Linked DNA regions of Mus musculus: regions 1 and 2 are each linked to region 3. The links are chromatin loops, found by intact Hi-C in ENCODE. Cell type or tissue: gastrocnemius. All regions are shown on one strand. Links, peaks and the distances in the headings refer to the core of each region. The heading gives the core; the rest is flanking DNA. Region 1 overlaps Msi2 (musashi RNA-binding protein 2). Region 2 overlaps Srsf1 (serine and arginine-rich splicing factor 1). Region 3 has its middle 28 kb from the start of 4930556N13Rik.

What was found. A loop is a pair of places that touch in the nucleus more often than their neighbours do. Peaks named below come from ENCODE experiments on the same cell type or tissue, not always from the same donor. Only the 100,000 strongest peaks of a DNase experiment are listed, where the experiment ranks them.
Region 1: it touches region 3 in a loop (2.7-fold over the local background); 2 of 42 quality-filtered maps call a loop at or near these places.
Region 2: a loop joins it to region 3, with 2.8 times the contacts of the local background. A loop is called at or near these places in 16 of 42 quality-filtered maps.

Annotation. Positions count from the first base shown.
Region 1 is chr11:88,506,946-88,517,777 of GRCm38, forward strand. All of the region lies in intron 6 of Msi2 (musashi RNA-binding protein 2), which reads right to left. Among named protein-coding and RNA genes, the nearest start is that of 0610039H22Rik, 110 kb to the right of the region's middle. In gastrocnemius, for the core only: CTCF peaks have their summits at 5,783 and 9,600; DNase peaks (open chromatin) are centred at 3,695, 5,250, 5,839, 7,441 and 2 more places; H3K27ac peaks cover 5,650 bases.
Region 2 is chr11:88,052,672-88,063,503 of GRCm38, forward strand. Srsf1 (serine and arginine-rich splicing factor 1) reads left to right here. Exons shown (of 4, transcript NM_173374.4): 4 at 1-1,086. Among named protein-coding and RNA genes, the nearest start is that of Vezf1, 10 kb to the right of the region's middle. In gastrocnemius, for the core only: CTCF peaks have their summits at 2,157 (motif pointing right), 6,591 and 9,738 (motif pointing right); DNase peaks (open chromatin) are centred at 2,214 and 6,688; H3K27ac peaks cover 2,158 bases.
Region 3 is chr11:88,818,012-88,828,843 of GRCm38, forward strand. No RefSeq gene overlaps it. Among named protein-coding and RNA genes, the nearest start is that of 4930556N13Rik, 28 kb to the right of the region's middle. In gastrocnemius, for the core only: CTCF peaks have their summits at 5,232 (motif pointing left) and 8,171 (motif pointing right); DNase peaks (open chromatin) are centred at 1,575, 3,212, 3,874, 4,767 and 3 more places; H3K4me3 peaks cover 252 bases; H3K27ac peaks cover 326 bases.

The DNA of each region.
Region 1 (10,832 bases), core at 1,939-9,938, 310 kb before region 3:
GTCCAGGAATTCTCATTCTGGGCCCCATTATCTCTAACCAGACATTCAGAAAAACTCAGGGCTAGTTAAAGCACAGCCTTGGAACACAGACTCTAGTCTCAAAGCCTGTCTTCTTGATTTCTTGGGCATATGACCTTGTGTGAGGCACTGCCTGTAAGTTCTCTCTATAGGAGCACAGAAGGAAGGCATGTAAATCTGTGTCTGCTTCCCACCACATGGCAGTGGCCAGGCAAGGGCTATTCCCTTCCATGGCTTTCTTTTAGTTTGGACTTTTATGAGACAGGGTCTCATGCTGCACCCCAGGCTGGTCTGGAACTCATTATGCAAACTGGTCTCCCATCTCAGCCTCTCCTTGGCTTTGAAGGAGGAGCAATTTGAAAATCTTTTTAAAACGCCCCAATGTGACAGCTGCTCAGAAGATAAATTTGACAGGGGGAAAAAAAAGCTACATTAAAAAGGGTCCAGGAGCTGGAGAGATGGGTCCCAGTTAAGAGCGCTGACTGCTCTTCCAGAGGATCTGGGTTGAATTCCCAGCAGCCACATGGCAGCTCAGAACTGTCCGTAACTATAAGATCTGACACCATCACTGACATACATGCAGGCAAAACACCAGTGCACATTAAAAAAACAATAACAACAACAACAAACAAACAAACAAAAAAGGAACACTTCCAACCATGTTTCTTGGAGTTAAGAGTCAGGGTGGAAGCTGAAATCAGCCACCAACAAAGTAAGTTCAAAATGTGAGCCAGGCAGGGAGAGGACAGAATGATGACCTTAAACACTAGCAAACAGTGTTATACTGAAATTTCCTGGGTGTCCCACCCCACCCCACTCGACTTTGGGCTATCCTGTTCATAGGCAAGGGCTATCCTGTTCATAGGCAAGGGCTATCCTGGTTCATAGGCAAGGGCTATCCTGTTCATAGGCAAGGGCTATCCTGTTCATTCATAGGCAAGGGCTATCCTGGTTCATAGACAAGCCTGCAGGAGAGTTACAGCTTCCCAGCCTGATGGCGAATGGGCTGGTGCTGGCAGGAGGGAGGCAGCTGCCTAGTACTCCTGACTTCGAGGCTGTCATGCTTTGTCCTCATGGAGCAGCTGGGGAATCGGGTCACCTGAGTGCTTCCATTTGCAGCTAGACACCTGGGCTGGCCACTGCCAGGCTCTCTGACCAAACAGCTGACAGAGCACATTAGCTCACCTTCTCTGCTTGTCAGAACATTTACGTTCTGAAAGGTGGTGGCCATGGCGCTGGGCAGAGAAAATGCAGTTGTCATATCAGCCTGTTCATCAGCCTCACGGAAGGTGTGACAAGCCGGGAGAGCAGGGAACCTAAGTGGAGGGAGAAGAGATCTGGGCTGCTGGTGGGACACAGAGTCACGCTAAACATGAGGCAAGAACACAGTAGCCCCGGAGGCATCACACAGCCACAGATGGTTCTGCTGGCTCTGTAGAGCAGGCAGCCTGCAAGGGTGGGGTGGGGTGGGTGTGGGGGGCAGTCTGGGTATCCAGCAGGTGAGTGACAGGCCAGGTCTCCCTGCACTTCTGCTCCAGTTAACTACCTGTATTATGCTAAAACGACACAAAGGACAATAATTAAGCCCAGATCTCTGTGGATCATTCGCTGTGATAATTCCACCTTTGTAATTCAGCTGCAGATAAACCCCTTTTGTTCTGCCTTATAACACAGATTCTAGTATCATTCAAGTATATTAACTGTAGCCTATTACTGTCACAAAAAATGCTCCCTGAGCCATAGCAAAAGACTCCCCAGACAAAACTTTATGTCATGTTAATCCAAGCTTTAATAACTATGAGGATATATAACTGTATTCTAATTGTGCTCTGCGTTCCTGCATACAAAAACAGAAGATATCAAAAATGACAGCCACAGATTTCTTCAAATAAAAAAAGCATTAATTCCCCACTCTGGGTGCTGGGATGCAGGGGTGACAGGATCCAAGTTTACACGAGGGAGAAGACAGAGGTGGCTTTCTGGAGATAGGGAGACCTTGAGGCTAGCGTGGGGCAGAGAAACCGAGGTTACCAAAGCTGAAGGCTAAACTGTGTAAGACAGGGAAGCTGGCGGGGAGACTTGGGTGGGGAAGACCATGAGAGCAATGATGACAGTCACAGTAGGGCAAAGAGTCAAGTAGACACTGCAGTGAGGAGAGTTTACGATGCTAATTTAGTATGTCATTCCTGCATGCCATCTGAAGAGAGACCATCAGACCCAACCCGTGTGTGCATCCAGTAAGGAACATCCTCTACGCTCTCTCCAGACTCACCCCGACCATGTGATGTACGAACCGTGACCGACTGCAACCCTGAGATGTTCTACCTGACGGACCATGCAACTCTCCTCTTCTGTACCTGGCTCCATTTCGGTCCCTTTAACTGGCTCTCATTCCTTCCTAGTGGGCCACCATTTCCGTTTTTATTTGATCAGCTGTTTATTGAATGTCTCCCTCCACTAGAATTTACCTCTCTTAAAAGACCAGCAGTGGTTTCTATTCAACTCACTCATTTCTCCCTGGTGCCTCAGCAGAGAACCTGGCATACAGCAAGGGCTAAGGGGTTGTTAAATGACAAAATGGCACTGTCACAATCTGGCTGTGTGGCTGAGGACAAGTTTCTTTACCTCACCGAGCTTCAGTCTCCTCACTGAGGAGGCAAACACCCATTCTCCAGTGTGGAGAGGAAACAACCTGAAAGAACAGATGGCGAAGGGCACGGAAGGGGCTGGTACAGGAGCAGTGCTCAAAGAGGCTGACAGGTAGAAGAGAACAAAAATGCCCATCAGGGCTGATGCTTGCTGCCCATCAGGAATAGGGCAGAGCAATCACTGCTCAGACCAAAGATGGGACGTGTCTCATCACCCAGACATTTCCATCTAGAACCTCCATCCCTCTCTACTCCTGGTCCACAGTCTCTCCCTGGTGCCAGGAAGACATCAAACCACTAGGCACTGTGTGGGGTATGCTCCTCCACAGACTTGTGCATGCGAGTCCAGGCTCACCAACTTCATTTAGAGAATATTATAAACCTCTGGCCTTAGAGTTGCCTTCTCTATAAAAGCAGGACATTGGATATTAACAAGTGCCTCTTACAGCAGGAGGCTCACACTATAGCAAAAAGGAATATACTCTGACAAGAACTATTCCCTTCTGTTATGAGGGCACTATGAACCTTCATTTCCTCATCTATGAAGGGTATTACCATAACCCTCAGTGCCTTATTGCAAAGGGTGGTCATGAAGACGAAAGTGCTGGTGAATTCAGGCTTGCTGCCCATCAGGGAGTGACTAGAGGTATATATTCCCAGGGGCCAAGAGCACTCTGGCAGACTCATGGGCCTGGGCCCAAGTGTAAGCTCCCGGGCTCATGCAAACAGCCCATTTTCTTTAAAAGACCAATTTTAAAAGAGATGAAAACTTTTGTAACTCCACGGGCTTCACTTTAATGCCACCTGCAAAGGGCGTGAAAACACTCCCAAGGGTGAAACAGTTTGGACAGCTGAAGAGGTTTCAGAAATGACAACGGGCAGATGAGAAAACCACATTCCTTCCTGCCAGAGCTTCAGTCAGTTCCAGACTGTGGCCTCAGATCCTGAATAACTGTTCTGGTTGCAAGGACTCAGAGGACAAGGAAACAGGAGTCTTGACATGTTCTGCTGGCACCCATCTGCCCAGTCCTGCACTGGCCAAGCTCCGTCCATTGGCAAATGCTCCTCCTCACTGGGCTCGCCACGTCCGCCTCTTTATTGATATTTTCATTGCACTTACTAGCAGAGGGTAAAGGAATCAGGGTGGCAAGTGAGGGCAGAGGAGTCATTCATTCATAGTTTCCTTTTTGTTTCCTACACACCAACCACATGACCAGATCATATTAACTCTATAACCATACACGAGACAAACAGAAGGCCCTAGAATAATGCAGTCATTCCTGCACCTTCCTCACAGGTGCAAATGGCCACCCCACCCTCAAATCCTAAAACTTTTTGCAGGCAGAGGAGGAGAGGAAGACAGTAATTTATCAGGACTCCAAAGTACCAGATGGTACTTCAAGCCCTCTGGTTGGCACTTAGAATTTGGGGGCATAGCTGGGACAAGAATCAGAACTTGAAATCTGGGATGGGGGGCATAGCTAGGACGAGTCTGGCACTTAGAATTTGGGGGGGGGGACAAGAGCTAAAACAAGAGTCTGGGCTTTTCTGGAGTTCTCCTGAAACCAAAAGAGGGGCTTCACTTCTCCACCCTTCTGTCCTAGCTATCGCATTAGAATTGAGTTTTGCTCCCTAAACTGGAAAACTGATGAGAAGTAGAAGGTGAACAAAAAATATCCAAAACAGAGATGAAGAACCCAGCGGATTCCCCCATCCACGGATGGGGCTGAGATACATACAGTATACACTCAGGGCATCACTCAGCTGCTGCAAGCTTTGTAACACCTCTCCGAACGATTTCCCTTCGTGCCTGTCCAACACTGGTATCCAAACCCTTAGGTATCTGTTTGAGGATCCTGAGTATTGATCAGGTCAAGTACTATAAGGTTCTCACTTCTTGATTTCTTGACCTTAAAGGGCCCAGGAGGGGTCACCCTAAACCACAACGCCATCATGAAGATGACCATGGGGAGGGATAACACGGATTAATTTATACCACGGTGCCTTCCACTTGCCCATCACCTCCAGAGCGCATGCAGAATTTCTCTGACATTCTTCACTAGCTTTCCATGGGGATTAGAGGCCCTGACGATGGGATGGAGCCTCGCTCTACTGAGAAATGCTGGGGAGAATTACAAATGAAGGATTTAAGCAACTCCGAACATTATATATCAGAACAACTATCTTTTCTCATCTGTGTTATTGTGAGCAAACCTGGGGGACGGGGAGGCGGGGAGGGGAGGGGAGGAGACGGGGAGGGAGGAAAAACCTTTCATCACAACTGATTCAGGTGGTATCAAGAGCAAATTACAATACTAATACAGCACTCCAGGAGAGAAAAGTTTTAAAAGAGAAAATTGGTGACTTTCAGAGCATGGTTCTTCTTTGTCCAGCACCGAGGCTCATCACAGAGAGAGGGGAAGGGGGCAAGGCTGTCAGGCCAGAGACGCTGAACAGGGACAAAGAGGGAACTGGTGCCATATGTCACCAGAGGCATAGCAAAAGCAACCACTGCTCTGATGCTGGCTTGCCGTCTGCTGTGGCCTTTAGTGGCTCACAAGTTGGAAGGGAGAACTGGCAGCTGTTGGTGTCTGCTTCCGTACATATACATCTCCATAATAGCATGGACCCCAAACCAGTGCTATCTGACTCTTGTTCCTCCCAAGGTACACCCCCTCACCCCTGAAGGATACTGAGACCCTCTGGCTACTAGAGTCTGCATTAAGACTTGTCACATCAACATTTCAGTGTGCTCTAGGATCAGCCACAAACCCTGGTCCCTAGGCTGACTGTTTCTGTGGTCCAAGTGTTTTCCTAGCTGCTTGATGCCACCTTAGCTGCACTGGAAGCTCCCAGTGATGCAGGGCTACTGACGTGCTGTACTGTGGCTATGGAGAGACCACATCCTAGGACCTCATGGTACCAGAGAATTAACTCTCCTACATGAAACTTTGTCTAAACATGCACTCTAATGAGCCTAAACCAGCTCTCAGAATAGAAAAAGAAAACAGAAGAGGGGGATTAAGGGCCCTACATGGGAGGAGCATAGATCAGAAGACTCCTCTAAGGTCCCAGAATTCCTTCAGCCTAGTGCGACTACAAGCTATGAGCACCACAGTCCACAAGGGGCAGTGTGGCACCTCCCATCTACCCCTCCCCAGGAGCTCTGGCCAGGTGCTCAGAGGATACTGCCAACTTGCACACTGGCTCCAAAGAGTCTGAGCCCTTCTTAGTGACCGGCTCCAAGGACTAAGCTGCTGCCTTTGGCTAAAGGACAGGGGCGGTGGAGGCAGAAGAATGCAGCCCCGCCCCTTCCCCACAAGGTGTATCAGCCACTCAGAACAATCTGGAAGACTGGAATTGAGAAACGGGGACTGATGGAAACATTTAACCAAAGTTCTTTGGGGAATGTGCCCAATTCTGTCCCGCAGAAACAGAACACCATGGGCTGCTCTCAAAGCTCACGGTCATCCTGGGCCTGAGACATCTTGAAACCTGAGTTCTATTCCAAATACTAGCACTCTGTCTCTTTGCCTTGGAGAACCCAGGACACTGGAGTGAGCTAACTTACCCCAACTCCGGGTTTTTCTCCCCTGCAAAGGCCATCCCACACTCTTCCTGGAGGGAGGGTGGCTGTCAAAGGCCTCCGAACTCTCCAGGTTCCAATGAGAGGGTACCTATCGGATTCCTACCTGAGGGGATCTGAGAGGCTGAACAGAAGCTTCCAGCCAAGACGGAGCCTTTCGGCCTAATTTACTTGGCAAACTCCTCAGGTGTCAACAACAGTCCTAAACATACTGAGTTTAGGAGAACAAAAGAGAGATCGCTAGTGTCTGTGGCTGGACATTCTAAACAAGCAAGATAAAGGACTAGGAGCTACTGAGTGCCAGGATGCTTCCACATGAATGTTCTACGGTCAGCAGGGTGACTCCCTCCTTGGAGCTGGTTTTGTGCGTTGCACTTCCTTGTGCTAGTGTCAGAAGCTGTGGGACCTTGGGTGCGCTGGGTAAGGGCTCCACTTCTAAGCTACACCTTCAACAGTTACCAGTTAGAGGAAAGAGCTTGCCCACGGATCTCCATGGTCTTTGATCTTTCTGTCCAACTTGCTCTTGGTCTGGCGCGTACTTGTGTCCCAGAGGCAGATGCTAGGGGCACCGTCATTTAGATGTCAAGGCAACACAACTCGTTCCTGAGCTTCCACCAGTTGGGCATTCTAATTACCCCTGCTGTACCTATCTGCTCACCCAGTTCCTCTTCCTTCCCAAAACAACAATGCCCATTTGCCTACTCCCCTCAAGAGATGCTTGGCCTTACAAGAAGATTCGCTTGCTGCTCTGTTTCTTACAAAGTCTTCACCATCTGCAGAATGGGGCTATCCCAGAACAAAAGTCAACCCCACCCCAAGATCCTGGCTCCAATGTCCCCATGTCTTCCCTCATCCCAAGCATATAAAGGTGAACACAAGGTTGGATGATAACAAGGACAGACAGGACTACGTGGTGGCGGTATCTGGCATAGTCTCCGGCCTACGGTGGGCTCCTCAGGATACTGTGGGGTGCTTCATGCATTAGGGAAGGGGAATGGTTTAAGAGTTGAAAGAAGACGAGCCAAAGCTGGCTGAGTCCCTTGGGGCTCATAAACCACAGCACTTCTGGAAGAACCTATGGGCGCGGTACCAGCTGGCCTCACTGGGCCCGGGCCGTGAGTTTTTCTGGCCAATTTGGAATTCCAAAGTTCATGCTTGGAAGTCCAGAGGCATTTGGCTCCAGTTCAGGGGAGCTTCTTCCCTGCTGAGTAGACCTGCTCTCTCCTCTGTCCTGTCTCCCTCCCACCTTCAAAGCACTTGCTCCCAGCAGCCCCAGCCCCCCTCACCTCCCTGCCTGACGCTCTTCTCCAAGTGGCTCGTTCTCTCTCTCTCTTTGAGTTCATCAGACACCCAGAGATGACATCCAAACCCTCTTTTGATAGAAGAGTGCTATCCAGACCCCAGAAGCCATGCAGTCTGCCCAAGGCCACTCACAGCCAGTTGGCAGTAGAGCTGGGACCAGAAACCAAGGCTCTTAATGGCCCTTAATGGCTCTGATGACACATAACTGAGCACGAAGCTAATACAGAGACTGCCTCCGGCCTGGCCAGCTCCTGCCAGTGCTTCTTCCAAGAAGCTCCCCCGGGAAGGGCATGTGGAGCCCTAGGCCAGTACATCAGGTTCCCTCTTGCCATGTTTACACGCTGCCAGCTTCACTGGGCCACCATTTTTTGCAGGATCTGAACAGAGTCATGTTTGCCTCTGGAAAAGCGCAAGGCACACATACTGTACACAACCCTCCCCTACCCCAATCACCTTGGATGAAGAATCAGCAAAGCTCTGGTCCATATACAAAACCCCCATAAGCTATGACATGACAGTAGTTAAGAAGGAATTAAAAAAAAACAAAAAAAAACCAACCTTGCCAAAGGAGAGGCAATTTCAGCCCATTGCTGATTATCTTTCATTATTCCACTGAGCTTCCGCAGATGCTAAAGGAGGCGGATGTTTAGGATGTATGGAAATATCATTTCCTCCTGGGACAAGGAGGAGGGAGGTGGGGTGGCTATATACACAAATGAGTTTTCCCCTGTTTTTTTTTTTCCTCCGGTAAGCCTAGTACTACCCTCAGGAGAAAGGAGGCCCACTCTGGGAACAGCTTGATCATTGGGACAAATGAAGGTGGCTTAGGCTGCTGCTCTGGGCTCCTTCCTTTGGGCTCTCTCTATTTACTCCTCCCCCCCCCCCCCACACACACACACTTGCTAGGGACCCACCATGAGCCTGGCACAGAACTGGGGATTGGCAGGAGCGCCCATCTACTAATAACATGATAGACAGGCAAAAACAATACCAATGAGGCCCTGGGCCACACAAACAAGAGGATGGGAGCAGAAGGAGGGAAATATAGCTCAATGGTCCAGGTGGGGAAGGAACAAGTTAGCTGGCAGGCCCACAGACGGCTGCTGGTGTAGGGATGGATATGTGGAGTGTGGAAAGGCAGAAAGCTCCAAGCAAGGGTACAGCTCACTTAAAAAGACCGTGTTGACATAGCGTATAGTATGTTCTATCTGGGTTGGCGAAACCTGGGCATGTGGGGAGGCAGACATATGGAATACCCATGCTGAAAGACCTTCCTTAGGCTTTCTTCTAGAGGGCCACAGGGCCACAGGCTGGGCAGAGAAGTGGCATGGAGAGCCCAGCCTCCTGATGCTGTTCCTCTGGCAGCAGATGAAGGATAAGGCAGAGGAAGCCAAGCCTGAAGGTCAAGGAAAGAGCCTGGCCGCTTCAAGGACAAGTGCTAGGAGAACAAGAGCCAAAGACAGAGTAGCCAGAGAGAGGGGCAAGCCATGTTTCCAGGGTACAATAGAGAAAGTGATGCCTGTGGATCTGTGGGGATGGTAAAAGGGAAGGCGTAGAGATGCCTTCTCCCTTCCTAAATCCCTGAGGTGGAGCACCAAGGCACAAGATCTGATGACAGCCTGAGTGGATCCTAACAATGCAAACACAACTCCTGGATTGGCACCACACTTGGCTCTGCAGGGTCATGAACTGACTCCAGAGCATAGCCCCGGAGGCTACACCATGTGGTCCTAAATCCTCCGCACTTCTCACATCTGTAACCTCAAGCCACGCCCTAGAGCACCCTAGGCTTCCAGTCTAGGCTCCCTCCCCTGCCTGGCAAGATTGGCTTTGCTCTCTTTTACAATCACAAAGCCCTAGGCCTACACACAGCTCTGTCCTTGAATTACACTCTCTGATTCTGTAGCCAAGGACATGGATGGTTCACTGGGTCTCTGTGCCCTTTGTACAAATTGGGGATCTTGATCTACCAATACACTGCAATACCATAAAAGCCAATAAGCAGAGCTGAAGGCCCGTTTCAGTCTGACTCTTCCATCCAGCCTCCAGATGGGGCCACTACTCCCATACTCCCTATTCAGGATGAAGGAGCTCAGATAACTTATGCAGAGCAAAGAAAAGGCACCAACAAACAAGCTTTCCAGACAAAAGTCGGTAAAATAAACCCCACATATTCTCCGCATATAATGTACGGAAATCACTTTCAAGTTCTCTTGCAAGAGAGAGATTATATAAATGCTATTTCTCGCGTGATTCCAATGACCCGAACTATTTTTGGAGTCTCATTTTGGCAGCTAAGTATGCTTTGCTTTGGCTGGGCTGGGTTTTTGTTTTGTTTTGCCCTTCCCTATAGAAAGGAGACTCAGCTCATTTGGATTAACTGAACTGAAAAGAAAGCAGTATCTCTGCTCTAATTCCACAAGGCCAGAAGAGCCCTTTATAAATTCATTTCTGGTTCTCAGATAGTGTTTGTGAACCTGTTGATTAGAGGAAGGGTATTGCCTATATTGGCTAGGAGGGGGGAAAAAATCTCCCTGTGATGTCCCCCCTCCTTCACCAACTGAGCAGCGGAAAGCGAGGCTCCCACCCACGTGGGTGCTCAAAGTCAGAGAGCAATTTGCATGAGTGGAAAACTCATTTCAGAAGCAGCAGAAGCTGTTACTCTGACTTTGTATTCTGGGAAGGTGATTGAAGGCATGGGCCTGGCTCGAGAAAAACCAAGTCCCCAACCCCAGGCTTTCCAGAGCTCACACAAAGGGAAGCTGATCTGGAGCACTGGTGTGGACCTGGTGCATTGACACTGACCTCGTATGCTGGGGCAGATCTAGGTAGAACTGGTGCACTGGGATACAGGCACTGGGATACAGGCAGACCCCAGAACACTAAGGGGGAGCACTGGGGTGGGGGGATGGGGGAAAGAGCCTGGCATAGTGGGGTGGATCTCGCACACCACTACAGCAGACCTTATGTACTGGTGCAGATTTGGTGAAATCGTATAGATGTGGCATATTGGTGTGGCATGGGCAGTCTTAGCCGACAAGTGGAGTGGGCTTGGCCTGGCAGCGTTGATGACCTCTTCCCGCTCTGACATGCCAGAGTTGGAAAGTCTACGGCTGATTTGCAACTTCACCCCTACGCTACTTTTGCTAAGACTAGAACAGTCCAGGCCTGTGTGTTCAAGGCCAAGCAGTCCGTTTGTTCTGAAACAAATGGAAAATAGAGCATGCTCAGAACACGTATGAACTGCAAGGTCATAGCTCTACAGGGCACCACGAAGC
Region 2 (10,832 bases), core at 1,842-9,841, 760 kb before region 3:
GGTTTACTTTGAATGCTTTGGAAACGGGACCAAGAATGGCCTGTTTATAGTAGTTCAGTTGTAGATTGAAATGAGCAAAGTGTTCTTTGCCTCACTGTAGGCTTATGTTTGAACACTAGTGAGCACAGCGTAGGTTTTAAAGCTTAGGAAATAGGGCTGTACCCATACTGACAGTTGATACCACTTTGGAACTACAAATACTTTGATTTCTACTCCCCGCCCCCCTCTGTTCCCTTAGGATATTGTAGGGAAACCTATGATTAGTTTTTCTAACCACGAAAGCACTTAAATCTCTTTAAGCAAGTACTTTCATAACTTCTGATTGAATAACCCAACTTGCTGTTCAGCTCATCCTACTGGAGACAAAGGTAAGACACATTTTCTGATACCTAGTTTGGGATCTGGATTTTAAGAACTAAAGTTGTGATGAATAATTGCTCCTGACTTGCAATGTTCCTCTCTTCCTCCCAGCTTTATATTTTTAATAGTTTTGAGTGTATAAATCTACTCATCTCAATTCTGGAGTTGAATATGATAAATTCCAAGATCTGTCTATGAGCCATGCTTTTGTAGGGGTGGTGCTATTTTCAGCATTCTGAGGTCAAGGTCAACTTTTGGTGTTTGCCTTTTTGCTTTGTATATGAAATTTGTAGTGAAATTACAAATGAAATAAATTATATGTATTTAAATAGTATTAAAAGGAGAGAAAGTATTAGACTGAGTTCTGTTATAACAACAACCACTTGTAGCTTATTTCCATCATAATTTGATGATAGATTGATAACCCACAATACTGGAATACCACAGATTGTTTTTATTGAGCAAAATGAATGTAAAATCTGGCCAGAGTAGATGCCTTTATTGTGTAATTTGTGTAAAAGTCACATAGGCATTGTTGAAGGTGTTTTATATATATGAAGTATATGTGATAAGATCTTCATGTAAAGTCTGAACAACCATGGATCCCAAATATATATCTAGTTTGGGTGAGCAAGGAGTTGTAGAATTGTACTAGTACTGCAGAGGATTAATGTTACTATATGTAATTTTGGGAGTGAATAAAAAGCTGTTAATTTGGAACCTTTATTGAGATTTAAGTTCTCCATCCTTTTAGACTGAATCAGGTACTTAAAAGGTGTCAACCACACAATATATTCCATTACTACATAGTTTAACACTGTAGCAAGACTTCATAGAAGGTAATACCTACAATATACAGTGTAGTACTCTTGTAGATGTTTTGATGTCAGGTTTTTAAGATTTTTCTTTCTTCGAGATGGTGTCTCTTTTAACAGCCCTGGCTGGCCTCCAGAACTGCCTGCCTCTACCCCCTGAGTGCTAGGATTAAGGCATGCACCGCACCCAGCTTCTTAAAGACTTTAGACTTAATGGTTATGGGTGTTTTGCAAGAGTGGGGTGTGTGTGTGAGTGCACCAAACGTGTTTTGAATAGTAAGAGAACAGTTGCTGCTCCCAGAACTGGAGACTGGAGAGTTGTGAGGTGCTAAGTGCTGGGAATCAAACCTGGGTCCTCTGAAAAGCAGTGAGTGCTCTTAACAGGTGAGCCATCTCTAAGCCCTGCTTCCCATCTCAAGGAACCTTGCCCATTCTGGTTTTATGAGAAAGTGGAGTTGGAATGATAAGAGAAAAAGCTTGATGATTGAATAAATATTGGGAAATAATTTTCACCTTAGAGCAAAGACATTAACACCATACTTTGTTTTTAATTTTGAAAGCTTTATTTGGCAGTGGAGAATTTGATTGTGCTTGTAGTGATCAAAGGAAGGGTATTATTGCTTCATAATAGACAGAAATAAGATACAAGATAGACTAGATATCCTGTGCAGTTAATTCAGAGGCAGAGGAGTGGTACTAGTTATTGTATGAGTTGAACCTCAGTGCTTTACCACTGAGCTGCAACTTGAAACTACACATAGCATAGTGTCAGTGGGTTACACAGGAAAGAAGTCATGCATGGCTTTTTTGTGAGGTTCCCATTTAGTTGCACAGTAGCTAAGCTATCAGCATGAAGGGGTCTACAAATTGACTTAAAGGATGCTATGAAAAACATGCCTAGCATCTGTCACATCTGTCACCTGTCTTAGTTTTCTAATGTTTTTGTTAAGTGATAGTGAAAATAGGTTGGCCACAAGAGGGAGCCCTGCCACAAAACCCATCCAGGAATAAGTTTTACTATAGTGCCATTTACAATATTTGATCACCTACACTGTTGGATGGTTGGGTAAGTTTTCTGCCTGTAATCCTGAGCAATGCCCTTTTCGGCTTACAGCTTAAGTACAACTTTTATAAGTTAAAAGTAACACAAGGGCCAGGCGTGGTGGCCCACGCCTTTAATCCCAGCACTCGTGAGGCAGGCGGATTTCTGGCCAGGCCAGCCTGGTCTACAAATTGAGTTCCAGGACAGCCAGAGCTATACAGAGAAACCCGAGGAAGTGAGTATACTTTAGAGCCTTTTTTCTTGGGAGATTTAGGAATGATATTTCAATATTGCTAATGAACTTTTAAAGATAATGTGCACCCAAACCCTGTCAGGTTAGCTATATTGTATGCAGGCAGTATGCTGTGATCAAAAGTCAACCCCATTCTTTTGAAGAGTTTAACTTACTGACATTTTAAGAGCTGGGGATTACTGAGAATGAAAGGTTATTACCATTAGCTTCTTTGTCTCAATTTTATACCACAGCCACACCTCACCCCCACCCCCACCCCGCCAAAACAAACAAAAAGAACATCCAAAGCCCACAGACTTAATGACATAAATTTACCACCTTTTGGAAATAAAACTTGGCTGTGGGAATACCTAAAACTTACAAAACTTGTCACTTGGAAAATAGGATGTTAAAAGTGGACAAATTATTTTTGCAGTCAACATTGATCAGATTTATATAATAGGTATTTCTCTGCTTATTAAGTTACGTTGGGGGCTACATGAGGCTGCAAGGTTGAACTCTTAAGCAATGTATGGTTATATACACCAGTAACCAGGGCATTTGGATAAGCTCTTGTAAGGTTGCTAACTGAAGGCCAGCTGTGTCTATAATGGGAACATATGAAAGGCATTCTGAATTCACACCGACTCCAGAATTTCCTTTGCAATGATTCTTTTAATAAGTCTACACCTTTGTCTTAGGTATATACTGCCCTTTTCCTTTTTTTTTTTTTTTTTTTTTTGCATGTGCAGTAGTACTGGGGACTGAACCTAGGACCTCACATATGCTAGGCAAGCACCTTACCACCGAGCTTCATGCTCAGCCCTTGCCCCTTTCCTATTACCACTCTAATGTCCCTTGATAAACTCCAGCTTTGCCATTACACCTTCTTGGTAAAAGAAGGGCTGAGTTTAGATTACTAAAATGTCAGGTATAGCAAAAATTATTTCTTGAAGTATTAGAGGACCTTATGAGTTAAGTTGGGGCCAGAGCAATTAGGGTTGAGTTGTTTGAACCGTCAAAAGGAAACCTAAAAGGGTCTGTGAAGTCCTTTGCTAACATACTTATTTCCACCAGTAACAGCATGTCATAGACAACTTTTAAGCTACAGAATACTTAAGAGTGACATCACAGCTGGGTGTGGTGGCGCATTCCTTTGATCCCATAGGCAGAGGCAGGCGGATTTCTGAGTTCAAGGCCAGCCTGGTCTACAAAGTGAGTTCTAGGACAGCCAGGGCTATACAGAGAAACCCTGTCTCAAAAAAAGAGTTACATCACATTTTAAGACTCTAGAAATATGAAATTTTAAGTTGTACAATAGATATTGTTATAACTAAAACAAATGGCCTTCCCCTAACCCCCTTAAGTTGGCAAAGTAAATTTCAGAAAGGTAATAGCCAAGTTCATCTTTGCCTCAGTGCCACCATGCCTATTGACTTGAATCAGACTAGCTCTTGGGGGTTTCATTTGTTTGAAATAAGGTCTCACTCTGGCTGATCTCAACTTGAAATCCTCCCAAGTGTGAGATTATACACAGTTGCCTCATTAGTAGTCTTAACCTCCTTCAAAACATTTTTTTCTTTTTTTTTTTTATTCGTTGAGACTGGGTTTGTCTGTGTAGCCTTGGCTATCCTGGAACTCAGCTCTAGATTAGGCTAGATTCCAAATCAAGATCCACCTGCCTCTGCTTCCCAAGTGCTGGAATTAAAGCACTCACTGCCTGGCTAGTGCTTCAAATCTTAAATGTCCTCATGAGGTCAGCTCATTGTTGAACTTTAAAAATTAACAAGCTAAACAAAGCCTTTTGAATTAATAAAAAACATGTGCATGAGTGCATGTCTCTGTACCACGTGTGCAGTGTCTATGGAGGCCATAAGCAGGTATAGGATCCACTGGGACTAGAGTTGCATGTGATCCTCCATGTGGATGCAGAAAATCAAACCCAGATAACTCTGGAAGAGCACAGTACTTTAAACTCTGATCTATCTCTAGCACTTGCTAATAAACACTTAATTGTACTTTTTTCCAAGATGTATTTAAAAAGATTTATGTATATGACTGTTCTGTTTTCATGAACATCAGAAGAAGGAATCAGATCCCATTACAGATGGTTGTAAGCTACCATGTAGTGCTGGAAATGAACTCAGGACCACCTCTGGAAGAGCAGCCAGAGCTCTTTTAATTGCTGAACCATCTTTTCAGCCCCTATTTTAATGTTTTTATATGTTCAGGCTTTGTGGGATTTTAGTAACTGTATTTTCCAAGAACCAAATTCAGTGCTGTTGAAAGTTTATAAATTTGGCAGAAATGATATAGCAGTATAGACATCTTATTTCCTAAGCTGTGGATTAACTGAGTAGATTATAAAGTATTTTACTCCTAACATTGGGTCACATATCTCAGCTGTCCTGATGGCAACATGCCAGGATTGGTGGTAAACACTAATGATCCAAGCCTTCCAATGTCATTATGAACTAGCTCTTCAGTGAGACCCACTAGTAGGTGGTTTTAATGTGGTGATATCTGTTATCCCCACTGTTAAGCACTAGGAAGCTAAGGCAAGACAGGCAGCTACACAGTGACAGTTGGTCTTTTGGCTAATTGATTTTTTACTTTTTGAGACAGTTTATGTAGTGCTTGCTATATTGGAATTCTGTAGAACAGGCTGGCCTTGAACTCAGAGATCTGCCTGCTTCTGCCTCCCCAGTACTGGGATCAAAAGCATGTTCTACCATGCCCAGTGACAGCTTATTTTTAAGAAATTGAGGGGACTGGAGAGATGGCTCAGTGGTTAAGAACACTGATTGCTCTTCCAGAGGTCCTGAGTTAAGTCCCCAACAACCACATAGTGGCTCACAACCATCTGTAATGGGGATCGGATGCCCTCTTCTGGTGTCTCAAGACAGTGACAGTATACTCATACATAAAATATATCTTAAAGAAAAAAAGGAAATTGAGGGCCTTGTCTGAAAACTAAGTGGTTCTATTAAGTCTCATTTTCCCCCAAGTTTCTTACAGAGGAAGCCTAAATATGGCCTTGTGAATTTAGTGGCCCTTCCTCCGAATCCTTGCAGATTCTTCAGTAGTTTTCTTTTTTTTTTTTTTCTTTTCTTTCTCTTTCTTTTCCTTTCCTTTTCTTCTTTTCTTTAACAGGGTTTCTCTGTGTAGCCCTGGCTGTCCTGGAACTCACTTTGTAGACCAGGTTGGCCTCGAACTCAGAAATCGCCTGCCTCTGCCTCCCAAGTGCTGGGATTAAAGGCGTGCGCCACCACACCTGGCTCTGTATTTTTCTTTTTGTTGGACTTGATATCTTTACAGCAATTCATACATTAAACGTATAAGGTTATGTTGGGCTTGGAAAAGTCTTACTTCAGGATCCTGGCACTAGTCTTCAGACTAATAGAACAAGAACAAACTTAGGCAGTTAATTTGAAGCCACACAGCCCAGAAAACAGATATTTGACTCCTCATACTCAAATTGCCACAACAGCCCATTTCTTTTTAAACATTCTTCCATCTGACTGGAAAGATGGCTCAGTGGTCAAGACCACTTCATGCCCTTCCAGAGGTCCTGCATCTGCCTGTAACTCCACCTCCAGGAAATCTGAGACCTTTTTTGGCATATATGTAAAAGCAAGCTTTAAACAAAATTCAGATGAAACCACAACTAAGTGCCAGGCATGGTGGTAGCAGTAGATGAGATGGGTCTTTGAGCTTCAGGACAGGCTAGTCTCCATAGTGAAGTTCAGGATAGCTGGAGCTTACACAGTGAGCCATAATCACTATCCCTAGATTAGTTAGTAGCTGAAAAAATTTTTGAACTAGTGGCATTCCTGCTTTATGCCTGTTTAATTATGTCACATGTATCCATTAAATGCATTTTCTTTAGATTACTCTAATTTTCATGTGTATTTGCCCTTGGCCAGCTATTAGCTCTTGGAGGCCTTTTTTTTTTTTTGGTGTCTCAATTAAGATTTTTTTATGTATGTAAATGTTTTGCCTCTATGCATGTATATGTGTCACATGTCTTGTGCTTACTGCAAGACATCTTTCCCTCTCAGTCTCCCTCCCTCCCCCTTTCTAGACCTCCCTTCCAATTGGGAGTTCAGAAGTAACTAAAGTGCGCACCACCTGTAATATCTACTTAATGCCACCAGGGTGTCTCATGGTGCTGTCTGATCTGTGTTCTTATCCCTGGCCTTAGCTCAGAGCCCAGCTCCAAGACAGTGAAATGCTTGACTTCCTGGCTTTACAGTGTACAGACAGTTCAGCTCAGGAAAACCTTTGCCCTTTTTTTGGCCAGGTCATTCAGAGGTTGGACTTGCCAGCCAGCCACTCAGTAACTAGGCAGCAGCCCTATAAAAGCCAAAGAAGGGGCTGGCAAGATGGCTCAGTGGTTAAGAACACTGACTGCGTTCTGAGTTCAATTACCAGCAACTACATGGTGGCTCACAGCCATCTACAATGGGATCTATTGCACTCTTCTGGCATGCAGGTGTACATGGAGACAGAGCACTCATATACATGAATATTAAAAAAAAAAAAAAAGCCAAAGAACCTGCCAGTGGTAAGTATCAAAAGATCCCTACTTGGTGTTTTTGTTTTTGTGATAGGGTCTTCTGCTATCTAGCCTGATCTCAAATTTGCTATGTAGTTGAAAATGACTTTTGATCTTTCTGCCTACTCCCCTCAAGTGCTAGGGACTAGAGACAGTTTGTGTGGTACTGGGAGTGGAACCAGGACTCTTAGATGTTAAGCAAGCAAACATTCTACCAACTGAGCTAGAGCTCCAGCTTCTACATTGACTGAGTATACATTAAAGTTTATATGAGATCTACAAAAGCAAACCCACAGAGTTTCTCTGTGTAGCCTTGGCTGCCTGACTGTCCTAGACCTAACTCTGTAGAACAGGCTGGTCTCCTAAGTTACAAAGATCTACCTGCCTCAGCAAGTGCTGGGATTGGAGGCCTGGGCCACCATTGCCCATCCCCAAATTGAATTGTTATCAGCTGAGATAGGTGAGTTGTTAAGTTGGTATGCTAAACTTGCCAATTTTCAGTATGCAGTCAAAATGTTTGCATTCTACAGCCTACAACTGATTAAAATTCATGTCAACTGGGAAGGTTGTCATTGAGATGCCCTGACTAGCTTTTCAAAATGTTCAATGCATCCTTCTATTTTGAATTCTGATCATGGCCTGATTGGGGACTATGTCTAAACAATTTCTTTTTAAATGATATCTGGAGGGCTGGGTGACTCTTGAAGCTGTATGAGTATACTGCTGTTGTGAAATGCTGGGTTTATGATGTCACTTTCTCTTCTTGAGTTCCCTTAAATGTGTCTCCAACTCAGAACACTTCAACACATTGTTAGTGTTTTTGGTTTTGTTTTAAATTTGATTTTATGTATATGGATATTTTGCCTGCTTGTATGTCTGCATTGCTTGAATGCCTAGTGCCTAAAGAGATCAGAAGGGTGTCTGTCATATTCCCTGCCACTGGGTTTGTAGACAGTTGTGAGCAAGATGTGGGATCTGGGAATTGAACTTGAGTCCTCTGAAGAGCAGCCAGTGCTCTTAGCAGCTGCTGAGCCACCTTTCCAGCCCATTAAAAAAATTTTTTGTTTGTTTGTTTGTTTTTTGAGACAGGGTTTCTCTGTGTAGCCCTGGCTGTCCTGGAACTCACTCTATAGACCAGGCTGGCCTCGAACTCGGAAATCTGCCTGCCTCTGCCTCCCAAGTGCTGAGATTAAAGGCTTGCGCCACCACGGCCTAGCTAAAAATTTTATTACATTATATTACATTACATTATATGTACATTATATTACATTACATTATATGTATATGTGGAAAGTCAGAGGACAACTAGTGGGAATTTTCTCTTTTTAATGGGAGCCTTAGGGATCTGACTCAGGCTGTCAAACTGTCAAACTTAGTGACAACAGTGTCTTACCTACTGAGCACCCACACACACACACACACATACACCTGTTCTTTGAATTCTGGGGATCAAGCAAAATTCCTTATCTATGCTAAAGAAGTGTTGGATCTCTCCCACCTATGAACCTCCCATCTTACCATTGGTCAGGTTAGCTTGAATTTTTACAGTTCTCTGATGAGAAGATTAGTCATATCAGATCATATGGATTGTGGAACTTTTGTTTGTTTGTTTGTTTAAAGACTGGGTCTACTATATAGTCCTGCCTGTCCTGGAACTTACTGTGTAGACCAGGCTGGCTTCAGACTCAGAGATCTGCCTGCCTTTGCTTCCCAAGTGCTGGGATTAAATGCATGTGCTACCATGCCCAGCTTATATATAGTTTTTAAGAGAGCAGAGTAATTGTTTTCATTGAAAGAGTTGTATATTGAACATATGTGGGAGCTTTCTCAGATGTTAGCATTAGTTTTATTAAGTATACCTATGTAGGTGGTCATAGACAAATTTCTCCAAGTTACTAATTCTAACACATAAGTACCACTAAGTGGTGTTTTCCATTCCAAACTATATGTAGTTTAATAAATAGTTCTGAAATAATTTTCATATAAGGAACATAACTACATTGTGACATTCTTGTCTAAAGTAAACACCAAAGGAAAAAAAAAAGCAGAAATAATGTATTACATTATTACAAAGCCAGCAGTGGGCTTTCACACGTAAAACGCATGAAGCATTTGCACTGCCTTGGGTTGACGACCATCTGTTCCCCATGCTTTCAGTGCTGAATGAAATTGGGGAGAAAATCAAAGGAGAGGTGGGAAGGGAAAGGAAGTTAGGGAAAGAGGAAACAGCTGTAAGGTAAGAAAGGCCCTACAGAGATTATAAAACAAAAGCAGGGCCAGATTAGGCCCTGAGACTAGATAGCTAGTTAACTTTTGTCAATTGAGAAGAGCTTTGTATACTTTGAGACAATATGTACTTCAAAAGCACTAGCTAGTCTTCTCAGTGTACCATAGTAACTAGTTCATTGAGTCAAAAGCTATCCTGCCCTCCTAGAATTTCTTCATACTGAGCAGAGAGCCTGTTGCCAATGTGTACACAAACTAAGGGTCAAATATTTTGACAACAGCAGGTACATATTACAATTTAAAGAGTGAATGGGGAGAGGTGGATGCTGAGTACAGCTTCAGCCACTGTAGCAATAGCTCCTGTACCTGCCCTTTTATTATATTTATGACTGAACAGTATAACAAAATGTAGTAGCTTATAGTTCAGAGACTCATGGTCAAACTTTTTTTTTTTTAAGATTTATTTTTATGAGTGCTCTATCTGCATGTATGCCTGCATGCCAGAAGAGGGCATCAGATCCCGGCATAGATGGTCGTGAGCTACCACATGGTTACAGAGAACTGAACTCAGGACCTCTGGAAGAACAAAGCTCTTAACCACTGAGCTGCCTCTCCAGCCCCAGAAACATTTTTTTTAAGGTACATTTATTTTATGAGTACACTATAGCTGTCTTCAGACACATCAGAAGAGGGCATCAGATTTCATTACAGATGGTTGTGAGCCACCATGTGGTTGCTGGGAATTGAACTCAGGACCTCTGGAAGAACAGTTAGTGTTCTTAACCGCTAAGCCATCTCTCCGGCCCCCAGAAACATTCTTGTTTTTCTTTTTTTTTTGTTTTTGTTTTTGTTTTTTGTTTTGCTTGTTTTCGAGACAGGGTTTCTCTGTATAGCCCTGGCTGTCCTGGAACTCACTTTGTAGACCAGGCTGGCCTCAAACTCAGAAATCCGCTTGCCTCTGCCTCCTGAGTGTTGGGATTAAAGGCATGCGCCACAACCCCCAGCAGAAACATTCTTTTTTTTTTCCCAAAGATTTATTTATTTATTTATTTATTTATTTATTTATTTATTTATTTATTTATTTATTTATTATATGTAAGTACACTGTAGCTGTCTTCAGACGCACCAGAAGAGGGCATCAGATCTCATTACGGGTGGTTGTGAGCCACCATGTGGTTGCTGGGATTTGAACTTCGGACCTTCGGAAGAGCAGTCGGGTGCTCTTACCCACTGAGCCATCTCACCAGCCCCAGAAACATTCTTAATAGAATTAATTCCCACTTCTGGAAACTGAGCCAGATCTTAGGTTTATCGGGTCTTCTGTTGTGTCCGTTGGCTTGTTTTCTAGACCAGAATAGCCTTTCAGATCCTAATCTGACTACTCTTCTGATGTCACTTCAGGACTTAGATTGTTGCCGTTCACATCTTTAACCCAGAGAGAGAGAGAGAGAGAGAGAGAGAGAGAGAGAGAGAGAGAGAGAGAGGAGAGAGAGAGAGAACGAACTTGCACTCAACACTGGTTTCGTGATTTCCTGTTTCTTTTACTACCAAAAATTGAGGGACAACCCACCTCAGCAGATTGGAAATCTAATTGGCCCA
Region 3 (10,832 bases), core at 1,256-9,255:
TTACAGAAGAGTGGCAGCTTCTGAGTGAGCTTCCCCGGCATAGTTTCCTCCTGAGTCGCCACTGACCGTAGGCACAGCACAGCCCTCAGGGCTGAGAGCCAATGGTGGGTTGGGCGGGCGGGCGAGTGGGCAATGCTGAGACAGGAACTAACTCCCTCATTCCTCAGATTTCACAGCTTTCCCGCTGAGGGTCTTCGTGTTCTCAGATCCAACGCAGGCCATCACGTCACATTTAATCCATTGTATGTTTTCATCTGCCTCAATAATCTCCACCTAGTAGGTAAATTCCCATACACATCAACATACAAATTTGTTTTATTCTTAACTTACTTTTATTTGCTGTGGGCTGAGGTCAAACCTCATGCGCGTTAGGCGAGTGCTCTACCTCTGAGCTATACTCTTAGTCCAGGCATGTAAACTTAACACAAACAAAATAGTTACCTTGTCTGTTTTTCATAACGGAGTTTGGGAAGATTTCTTGGAAGAAAAAAGGGATTCATTATACTTTTTTTTTTAAAGATTTATTTATTTATTATATGTAAGTATACTGTAGCTGTCTTCAGACACTCCAGAAGAGGGAGTCAGATCTTGTTACGGATGGTTGTGAGCCACCATGTGGTTGCTGGGATTTGAACTCCTGACCTTCGGAAGAGTAGTCGGGTGCTCTTACCCACTGAGCCATCTCACCAGCCCCCACTTTTTTTTTTAAGATTTATTTATTTATTATATGTAAGTACACTAGCTGTCTTCAGACACACCAGAAGAGGGAGTCAGATCTCATTAGGGATGGTTGTGAGCCACCATGTGGTTGTTGGGATTTGAACTCAGGACCTTTGGAAGAGCAGTCAGGTGCTTTTGCCTGCTGAGCCATCTCACCAGCCCCCTCATTATACTTTTTAAAATAAATGTATTCACTGGGTATGGTAGCAAAAACCTTTAATCCTAGCATTGTGGAGGCAGAAACAGGTGGATTTCTAGTAATTCAAGACTAGGCTCGTCAACATAGTATACATAAATAAAAGAAAAGTAAAATAATTGTCTAAATAAACATAAAGTTAAAAAGTTTATTTACTGTGCTAGATGGATTTATGTCAACTTGACAAAAGTTACGAGTCATCTGAGAGGAAGAACTTCGTTTAAGAAAATGCTTCCATGCCGGGCAAGGTGGTGCACGCCTTTAATCCCAGCACTTCGGAGGCAGAGGCAGGCAAATTTCTGAGTTCAAGGCCAGCCTGGTCTACAGAGTGAGTTCCAGGACAGCCAGGGCTACACAGAGAAACCCTGGAGAGAGAGAGAGAGAGAGTAGAGAGAGAAAGAGAAAATGCTTCCATAAGACTGAGATATAGGCAAGCCTGTAGGACATTTCCTTAATTAATGATTGATGGAGGGTGGGTTCAGCCCATTGTGGGCGGTGCCATCCCCAGGCTGGTGGTCCTGGGGTCTGTAAGAAAGCAGGCTGAGTAAGCCATGGGCAGCAAGCCAGTAAGCAGCCCTCCTCCATGGCATCCACATCAGCCCCTGTCTCCAGGTTCCTGGCCTGCTTGAGCTCCTGTCCTGATCTCTTCCAGTGATGAGCAGCCATCTGAAAGCACGAGCCAAAAAGCCCTTTGCTCCCCAGGTTGCTTCTGGCCAGGGCGTGTCACCACAGCAATGGTCACCCTAAGACAACACCCATCCATCTGTTCACTTTTGCCGGGCTGGGATCAGAGCCCAGGGCCTTTGGTGGTACACACCTGGAGTCCCAGTACTCCAGAGGTTGAGGCAGGAAGATTAAAAGTTCAAGGTCAGCCAAGGCTGCAAACACCTTCCACTGGATTTTAAAGAGATTGCTGCCAGGCATGGTGGCACACTCCAGTAGTCAGGAATCAGAAGCAGGAGGACAAGTTCACCATTCTGATCTACATAGCAAGTTCTAGCCTAGCCAGGCCTAAATAGTAGGACCATACCTACCTGTATCTACATCTACATCTCTGCCTATATCTATTATAACTATATCTATATCTATTATAGCTATAGCTATATTACAACTATATCATCTCTATTTATATATTTATATTATATCTATCTATCTCGTCTTTATCACATATATCTATCAATATCGGTTATTCAGAGAGAGAGGGACAGAGACAGAGAGACAGAGATTGCCGCCAGGCTCACTGAAAGCACCTATAATACCATCTACTCAGGAAGACTGAAGCAGGAGATTCTTTGTTTGAGAACAGTCTGGGAAATTTAGCAACAATGTCTCTTAACAACAACAACAAAAACTAACTAAAAACCACTAGGCTTGAGGCTGCTCCCACCAGCCAGCACCTGCACAGGACCTTCTCCTCGGTCCAGTGGTCTCTCCTTACCCATCACCCATCTTCTACTCCCCTTCCTTTCTCCTCCCTCCTCGCTGCCCCTCCCTACGGGATCCCTTCTTTTGTCCCTCCAGCGCAGGGGTGTTTTGCAGGCCTAAGCCCCCCTCCTAAACTCTCAAATGCTTGATAGAACAAAAGGCTAACATGGAAGGCAAGCCAGGACTGCTAATGCTGTTTGGTTTCGTTGTCTTTGGTCTCCCACACAGCAGGTCTCTAAGTAAGTGGAGTGCACCTGTCTGCAAGTGTATTTACATGCACACTTCTCCCCCCCCCCGCCCCCACCACCATGAAAAGCAGGGCCTGAGTTGAGGCTAACTCTCTTGTCCCCTCCCCTGCTTCCCTTCCTCACCCCCACCCTTCCCCTGATCTCCTTCCCTGTCCCCTCCCCTCCTCTCCCCTCCTCTGCTTCCCTTCCCACTCCCCTCCCTAAGATCATGATCCCAGTCCTGGTCCCATGGCCCTGGGAATTCCTGTCTAGCGCCCTCCTCCTCTGAAGTGTCTTACTTCCTGTCCTAAACTGTTGCTCTGAGTCCCCACGCATCCCCGTGCTTTTGCCTCGGAGGGCCTCGTTTCCTGACTAAGTAGCAAGCCAGCCAGTACAAAGGCTGAATAAACAGTCAGTAGAAATTAACTTGAATGTTCAGGGAGAAGAACAAAGACTTCCGACGTGAGCCAGGGAAGGAATCGTAATTGCCAGAGAGAGAGGGGCGGCCCTGAGCTCAGGCTGCTGGAGACTTGGGAGCGCGGATGTTGACAGTGGCGGAGACAGGCAGGCGCGCGATGCTGACTTGATAAGTGGAAGAGTGAGAATTCTAATTCAAGGAAGATGCAGATAGAGAGGAGCACGAGAACAGAGAGGAGGGGCCGCTGAGGGGTCCAGAGGCAAAAGGCAAGGTCCCCCTGCTCCCGGCGGGGTATCCTTGCCTGGGCTCCCAGCCCAGAGTAGACGTTCTCATGGGGACACCAACAGTAACCAAGTACGCATTCATGGAGACTCCAGGATAGGAGAAAGGCAGAGGCAACTGGCATTGTGTCTCCAGGGTGGAAGAAATGACGAGTCCTATGAACCCAGAGAAACAGAGAGGGCCCCACCCTAGACCATGGAAGCAGACCCATTTAAGAGACTTCTACAGAGAAGCAGCTGGCACGACCTGTCCTTACCCCACCCGGTGTAGCAGCTTACAGAGGGGTGTGAATGCTCAGAGCCATGCCCTGGAGGAAGGCGTTGCAGGGTAGCATCCTGAGGAAGAGTGCACCCTGGAGAAGGGTCCTAGGAGACAGCCTGCGATGAGAACACAGGCCTCTGTGCCTTGACGGGAAGGAAAGGGAGAAGAGGAGGCTAGATAGATGCCAGGAGACTTCCGAGGGAGGGGAGATTGGTTGGTGGTTCCAGAAATGGGATAAAGGAGAGCTTCCTGGAACATCTCCCCTGGCAGAAAGGAGGCAGCCAGCTCCCAGGACCCGTGGTTGGGGCTATCGGAGGAGTGTGAACACTCTGAACGGCAGCGTTTGCTGGAGAGAGACCATGACAGACCACCCAACCTCCAGAGACCACGAGGAGGGACAACCGGGTCCCTGCTGCCACTGGTGGCCCGCCAGAGTGGACACAGTACATGTTTGTGGCTGGAAAGCCAAGTGACGGTACAGAAGCCTGGGAAGGGTCCAAGCAGGACACCAGGCTTCCATCCTTGGGTAACTTGTGCCCCTCAATGCTAGGTAAAAGCCCCCCAGGAAGAACCAGACCTTCGAAAACCTCTGATTCTTTTAGTTGTTTGGCAAAAGACATCTCCATGCTCTGTGGCCTCTTAATTTCGTAGATGGTGAAAGGCAGAGAATTAAAGAATCAATGGGCAATTAAGGAGGTACTGGCAGGTACTGGCCAAGAGCATATTATTTATTTATTCAGCCAGCCACACTCATTTTTAAAGAGCTAACTTCCATTTTGTTTCTGACACCAAAAATAAATCAAACTAAAAACTGTATACATCATAACTGAAAAAAAAATACATATTTGCATGGTATGTCGCCCCTGTGAAGCCTCAGCTGCGACCTGCAAAAGGAATTTTTGTGTAAAAAAAAAAAAAGAGAGAGAGAGATGAATTCATTCTGCACTGGCCTTCCCTGAGGGTACAGATAGGATCGAAAAGACAAAAATAAGGTTTTAATTCACTAGTGATTTTCCCACCCCGTCTCAAGCTTCTTTTTGATTCTTAGCATCCATTTTCCTGGGTCGTCTTGGGAGGGTTGCAAGATTTCAATCCATTAACACAGTAGTAGGTTGGTGAAATTTCAGAACAGGCTGAGATGAACAGCCACAATGAGGACACAGCTGCCCTGGGGCTCCCGGCAGAGAACTCAGCCTATGATTCAGCTCCTAGCCCATGATCTGGCGCCCTAAGGGAGGGGATCTCTTTGAAGAGCCCTCTTTTCTCTCCTCTACTTCCCCGACTTGGGAGAAATCCAGTCTTGCCCCCTAGTCCATATCAGCTCTCTGATTTTGGAGCAGCTCCTTGGCACTAAATATACCTGCACCATTGACTGTCTTCCACCCTCCCTCCCCTCCTCACCCCGCCCCGCCCCCCACGCACCTCCTCATTCCCTCCCCAGCAAGCGCTTTTGGCGTACTACAGGTATCTTCCCAAGCTACCCCAAGGTTGATTCTAGGACAGTGGCTCTCAAACTTAAGTCTGCATCTAAACTACGTGGACAAAGTGCTACACGGTTCTCGGTCAGTAAGTCTCGGGTATGAGCTGGGGATTTGCATTCCTGTTAAGTTTAATACTGAGACAAGTGCTTGGAGAACCTGTTTTCTGGGATGAGGCAAAGGGAGGGGATACCCGTAGTAGCTTGTGCTGTGGTGCCATCTAGTGGACATAGACCACAATAGCAGCAGTCTGCCCTGTGGAGTGCACAAGACTTCATTCCACTCCTTTAAACACTTCAAAAACCATTCTCTTTTACGACTCTACTTCTTAAGGTGGGCCTTTTACTGTTTAAATGCTCTCTTTCCACCCTCTGAATAAGACCATTACAAACTATGCCCTGCCGAATATGGATGAAATGAAACAGGAAACTGGGTGTTTTGAAACGAAACTGCACACCCTGATTTTGATAACTGTCCCCCAGATACATCTGACCTAAGGCACAACACTGCACACATGGCAGACAGCAGGCCATCACCCAGATCACACAATAATTAGCTCTAACCCCAAACCAGGACCCAAGGATTCCATGTTGTCTCAACCCAGGGGGAAGCACACCACTTTAGAAGTAACTGGACAACCCTGAGGACGTGGCTGTTGGGGAGAACTTATCAGAGCACACTCGGAACCCTAGGTTCTCTCTCCAGCATGACCTGAACTGGATATAGTGGTCACACCTGTAATCCCAGCCTGGCAGTTGGGAGATCGAAATGGGAAGGTTGAAAGCTCAAAGTCAACCAGGGGGTGCTGACGGACAACTTTAATTCCAGCACCAGGGGAGCAGAGGCAGGTGGACCTCTGTGAGTTTGAGGCTAGCCTGGTCTACAGAGCAAGTTCCAGGATACACAGAAAAACCTTGTCTCAAAAAAAAAAAAAAAAAAAAAAAAAAAAAAAGAGGGATGATGGAGAAGGAAGAGAAGGAAGGGAAGAAGAAAGCTGTTTACGGTTATTCTTCTATTTTAAAACTCAGAGAAAAAGGAAAAGACAGGGTCACAAGTTCAAGGCCTGCCTCAGCTACCTGGACTATGGCTTGAGTTTAAGGCCAGCTTGGAAAACTGTCTCAAAATAAAAATGTAAAAAGGGCTGGCGATGTAGCCTAGCGATAGAACACGCGTGAAGGCCTGTATTTGCCCCACCCCAGGATTGAAAAAAAAATGTAGGTTTCAAAGTCCCATTCTTAAGAATCTCTGGTTCAGTGGGCCTGGGCCCAGCCACTTGCAAGCATTATAAATAAATTGTAGCAAACGCTTGAGCCTCTACTGTGAGACAGCCTGCAGGGCGGTGACCTCAGAACCCTGTTCCCTACCTAGCACTATCCAACAGAAACAATCTGAGCCATACTCAGACTCGTGACAATGCATGCTCATTAGCCTCCCGTTAAACATCAAAGGGGCGGGGCTGCAGAGGTGCCACAGTGGTTCAAAGCATCACTGGCCGTTCTCCCAAGGGGTCCAGGTTTGAGTTCCCAGAACGTACATGGCAGCTGCCAAGCATCTGGAACCCAGTTCCAGGGGTCCTGACTCCCTCTTCTGACTTCTTCAAGCACCAGGCAGGCACGAGATACACAGATTATGCTCGCAGGCAAAATAAAATACCCATCTACATAAATGATCACTTTTGTGGCAAAGGAGGAGCCAGGAATGTGGTTTGGTTAGTAGAGAACTTGCCTACCATGGAAGAAGACCTAAATTTGGCCCGTGGCCCTGTGTAGCTGGGCATGGTGGTAAATGGCTGTGCTCTGAGCACTTGTGAAGATGGAAAGATCAGAAGTCCAAGATCACCACTGACATGGGGAACTCAAAGCCAGCAGCATAGGCTACATGAGATCTGATATTGGAAACTAAACTAGACTGAACAGGGCACAGGGGAACTCTGGGACCCAAGATCCATCCTATGCTCACCTTTTGAAGGTCATCTGGGATATGTGCATATTTGAGAAGGCATCACATTCTACTCTCCAGACTCCCTTGCACTTATTATGATCTAAAGGTAACAATGGGGAGGTAATATCCTAAAGGTAATAGTGCATATGAGTGCTGTGTCCTCCGGGGCCAGAGACGTCAGATCCCCTGGAACTGACTTCCAGGTGGCTAAGAGCCACCCGATGTGAGCACTGGGAACTGAACCCAGGGCCTCTCCAAGAGCACATGATCTTAACCACTGATTTTTTTATGTGGATTCTGAGGTCGAGATTCTCACACTTGTACAAGCAGTAACTTTACTGAGCTATGTATGTAGCACATGCACACCCCCAAATACTAATCTTTTAAAATACGGATTTTTTATTCTGTGTGTCTGTATGTATATGTGCATGTGAGTAGCCACAGGGGCCAGAAGCATCAACCCTTCTGTAGTTTGGGGTTACAGGCAGTTGTTAGCTGCCCAGCGTAGATGCTAAGAACCTGACTCTAGTCCTCCAAAAGAGCAGCATTCTTTACGGCTAAACAAGCTCTCCAGCCCCCAAATGGTAATAATGTTTAATCATCTCTTAGTGAATAACTTCATCTCAGACCAGTTAAGTCTGCTCAATTTGGCCGATTTCAAGTTAAGTGTTAATACACAACCAGTGTGGACCATCGAAGCCCTGGGAAGGACCTCAACCTTTGATGAACAAAGGAACAGACTCCGAGTGATTAAAATGAAGATCAATATCCAGGTGCAGTGGCTTGTGCTTATGTGGCCCAAGTTACTCGGGAATTTAGGCTCCCAAGCACCCAGAGAGAGCAGGGAGCGTGGATACCAGAAGACACAGGTTCAAGGCCAGGTTCAGCCTATTGTGAGCCTAGTCGCTCCCTCCCAAGAGGTTCCAGGACCCCATAGAAAAGTGGGGAAGGCCCCCCCTTAGGCATGTGCCATCTGTTATAGACTCATCGGCACACTTCCACAGAGTACTTCCTGAAGGCTCTGGACCTGTCTCAGCTTTGTAGCCCTTAGCAGGTTTGGCATACTCATGCAGGCACTTGGTGCAGAAACCCACAGGAGCAGTCACAACGCCTTCCCTGTCATCCTGCCAGGAAGCCCGGAGAAAGACAAGAACTCCATCCCAGCTCAGGGAGGAAGTATCAGCCATCCTTGCCCAGAGCACCGGGGGTTTCTCCAATGCCGTCTGTCTCCACCAGATGTCAGCTGGGCCTGCTTCTCTAAACAAGCAAGCCAAGATCTCAGAGATTTTCTTTGTAAAGATACAAGTCGACCTCCTTAAGAGGAATCTTCAGTTGGCCCCCGTTTGCCAGATTACCCCCAAATCAAACCTGGCAAGCCTATTGAAATCCACCTTCACTTAAAAACATCTAGCTATCGTATGATGTGCGCCTTCACGACATAAAGCCACGTTCATGTATGCGTTCACAAAAGCAGGAGCACACGTGAACAACTTCAAGTGTTGGTCTTCATCTTCTGCCCCGAGACGGGTAGGTTTGCACACTGCCGCACCAGGCTAGCTGCCCCTGGAGCTTTCTGGCGATTCTCTTCTGTCTCCTCCTCCCCTCCCCGGCACGCTACAACATTGAGCTTTTTGTGGGATCTGAGGACCCACACCTGGGCCCTCATGCTCACACTTGCCACCTCTTGTTTTTCTATTTATTTACAAATCGAGGGTTATAGGGACAGAGAGCAAAGGACAGAGAGCAAAGGACTTGTACCCAGTCAGGCAGAATATGGCGCACAGGTGGCCCTGGGGCCAGAGTGCTGATTTCAGAGTAAAGATTGGGGCTGTGGTGGTTTGAATGGGAAGGGCCCCCGAGAATGCTTGGTTATTAGGAAGTGTTGCTACTTGATAGGGATTAGATGTGGCCTTGTCGGAAGAAGTGTGCCTCGCTGGAAGAGGGTTTTGGAGTTTCAGCTGCCCAAGCTGAGCCCCGGTGGCTCTGGGTCTTCCTGCTGCCTGCCGATCCAGATGTGAGACTCTCAGCAATGTCTCCAGCCCCATGTCCGTGTGTGCCACCATGCTGCTTGCCATGACGACAATGGACTTAAACCTCTGAGCTGTAAGCCGGCCCCAGTGAAAGGTCTTCCTTTGTAAGAGGTCACAGTGTCTCTTCACACCTATAAGACACTGGCTAAGACAGGGGCCTAAAGCAGCATCACTGAGCAGGTCACAGTTGACACACAAACCTCATCCTGGTGGCTTGTGACAATTCTACCTCACCCATACCTCCATCCAGGATTAGCTAAAGCTCCTGGGTACGTCTTCACTCTGAAACATGGCTGACACTGGGCAGAGGATGAAGGAAAGCAGCCCGCCCTCGTAACTGCAGCCCCTTGACATGTAGCACCCTTACCTCACAATCAGGAGGAACCTTAAGTCCAACAGGGCTGAAGGTCACACTTTGATTGTGGAGTAGACAGGATTGTTGGCAAAGGCCACACCCAATTAACCAGAGATACCCAGCCAAAATAATGGTGCCTGTCAGGTCAGGACAACACACTTCTCACACTTAAGGGCTTCACATGTCCTGATCATAACAGCAACAAATCAGACAGTCCAAAGGGAAGATTATGTCAAAACGAAAAGCGCAGGGGCGCTGTGTGAGACATGGGTGTGCAGTGAAGATGGCAGACAGTTGGATCAAAATGCATTTTATAATGTTGACTGGTTTTATGTCACAATTCAGAAGCCTGAATTTCTAGCACCCAGGAATCAGAGACAGGATTGAAGTTTGACGCCAGCTTAGTCTACATGGCAAAAACCTCACACAGAGACACTTTTAAAAACACTTCCCGCAAACATGCTTTTAAACTACTACACCTATGTCCAACATGGGCGCACATGCTGACCTGCATGCATGCAGAGGTCAGAGGACGACTTTGCGAAGCGGTTTTTCTACGTTCACTGTGGATTATTTTTTTAAGATTTATTTATTTATTTATTTATTATCTGTAAGTACACTGTCACTGTCTTCCTTTTTCTACGTTCACTGTGGATTATCTTTTTAAGATTTATTTATTTATTTATTTATTATCTGTAAGTACACTGTCACTGTCTTCAGACACTCCAGAAAAGGGAGTCAGATCTTGTTAGAGATGGTTGTGAGCCACCATGTGGTTGCTGGGATTTGAACTCCGGACCTTCGGAAGAGCAGTCGGGTGCTCTTACCCACTGAGCCATCTCACCAGCCCTCACTGTGGATTTTGAACTGGGCATTGAACTCGGGTCATCAGGCCTGCACAGCTAATGTCTTTACCTGGTCTAAAGAGCCATATCCCATTCTGCAATCTTGTTTTTGACACATTACCACCATACACAGCCCAGGCTGGCCTCATTCCTCCTGCCTCTGCCTCCCAAGTGCTGCTTGTATGGTAACACCTGGTCGATCTATAGTGTTTGCAGTAAGAAACGGTCTGTGTAAGGGTGCTGCTGGCACTGGTGGGTGGTCCAGTGTTGCTGTCCAAGACAGGAGCCACAAGCCAGTTGCTTTCTGGGGTCTACTCCAGAAAGTCCACACCAGATATCCAACTGTGGACTTCCTCATTAATGTTTCTCTTATATGCTTTAATTGAACAATATTGATTTTTTTTCTTCTTTGGGGGCTGGAGAGATGGTTCAGAGGTTGAGAGCACCAACTGCTTCTAGAGGTCCTCACTTCAATTCCCAGCAACCACATGGTGCTCACAACCATCTATGAGGTCTGATGCCCTCTTCTGGCACACAGGTGTACATGCAGGCAGAACACAGTAAGTAAATCTTTTTTTTTTTTCTAATTTTTTTTCTTTTTAATTTTGACTTTTGGAAAACTGCCACAATGATGAGTCAGGTTCTATTTTTTTT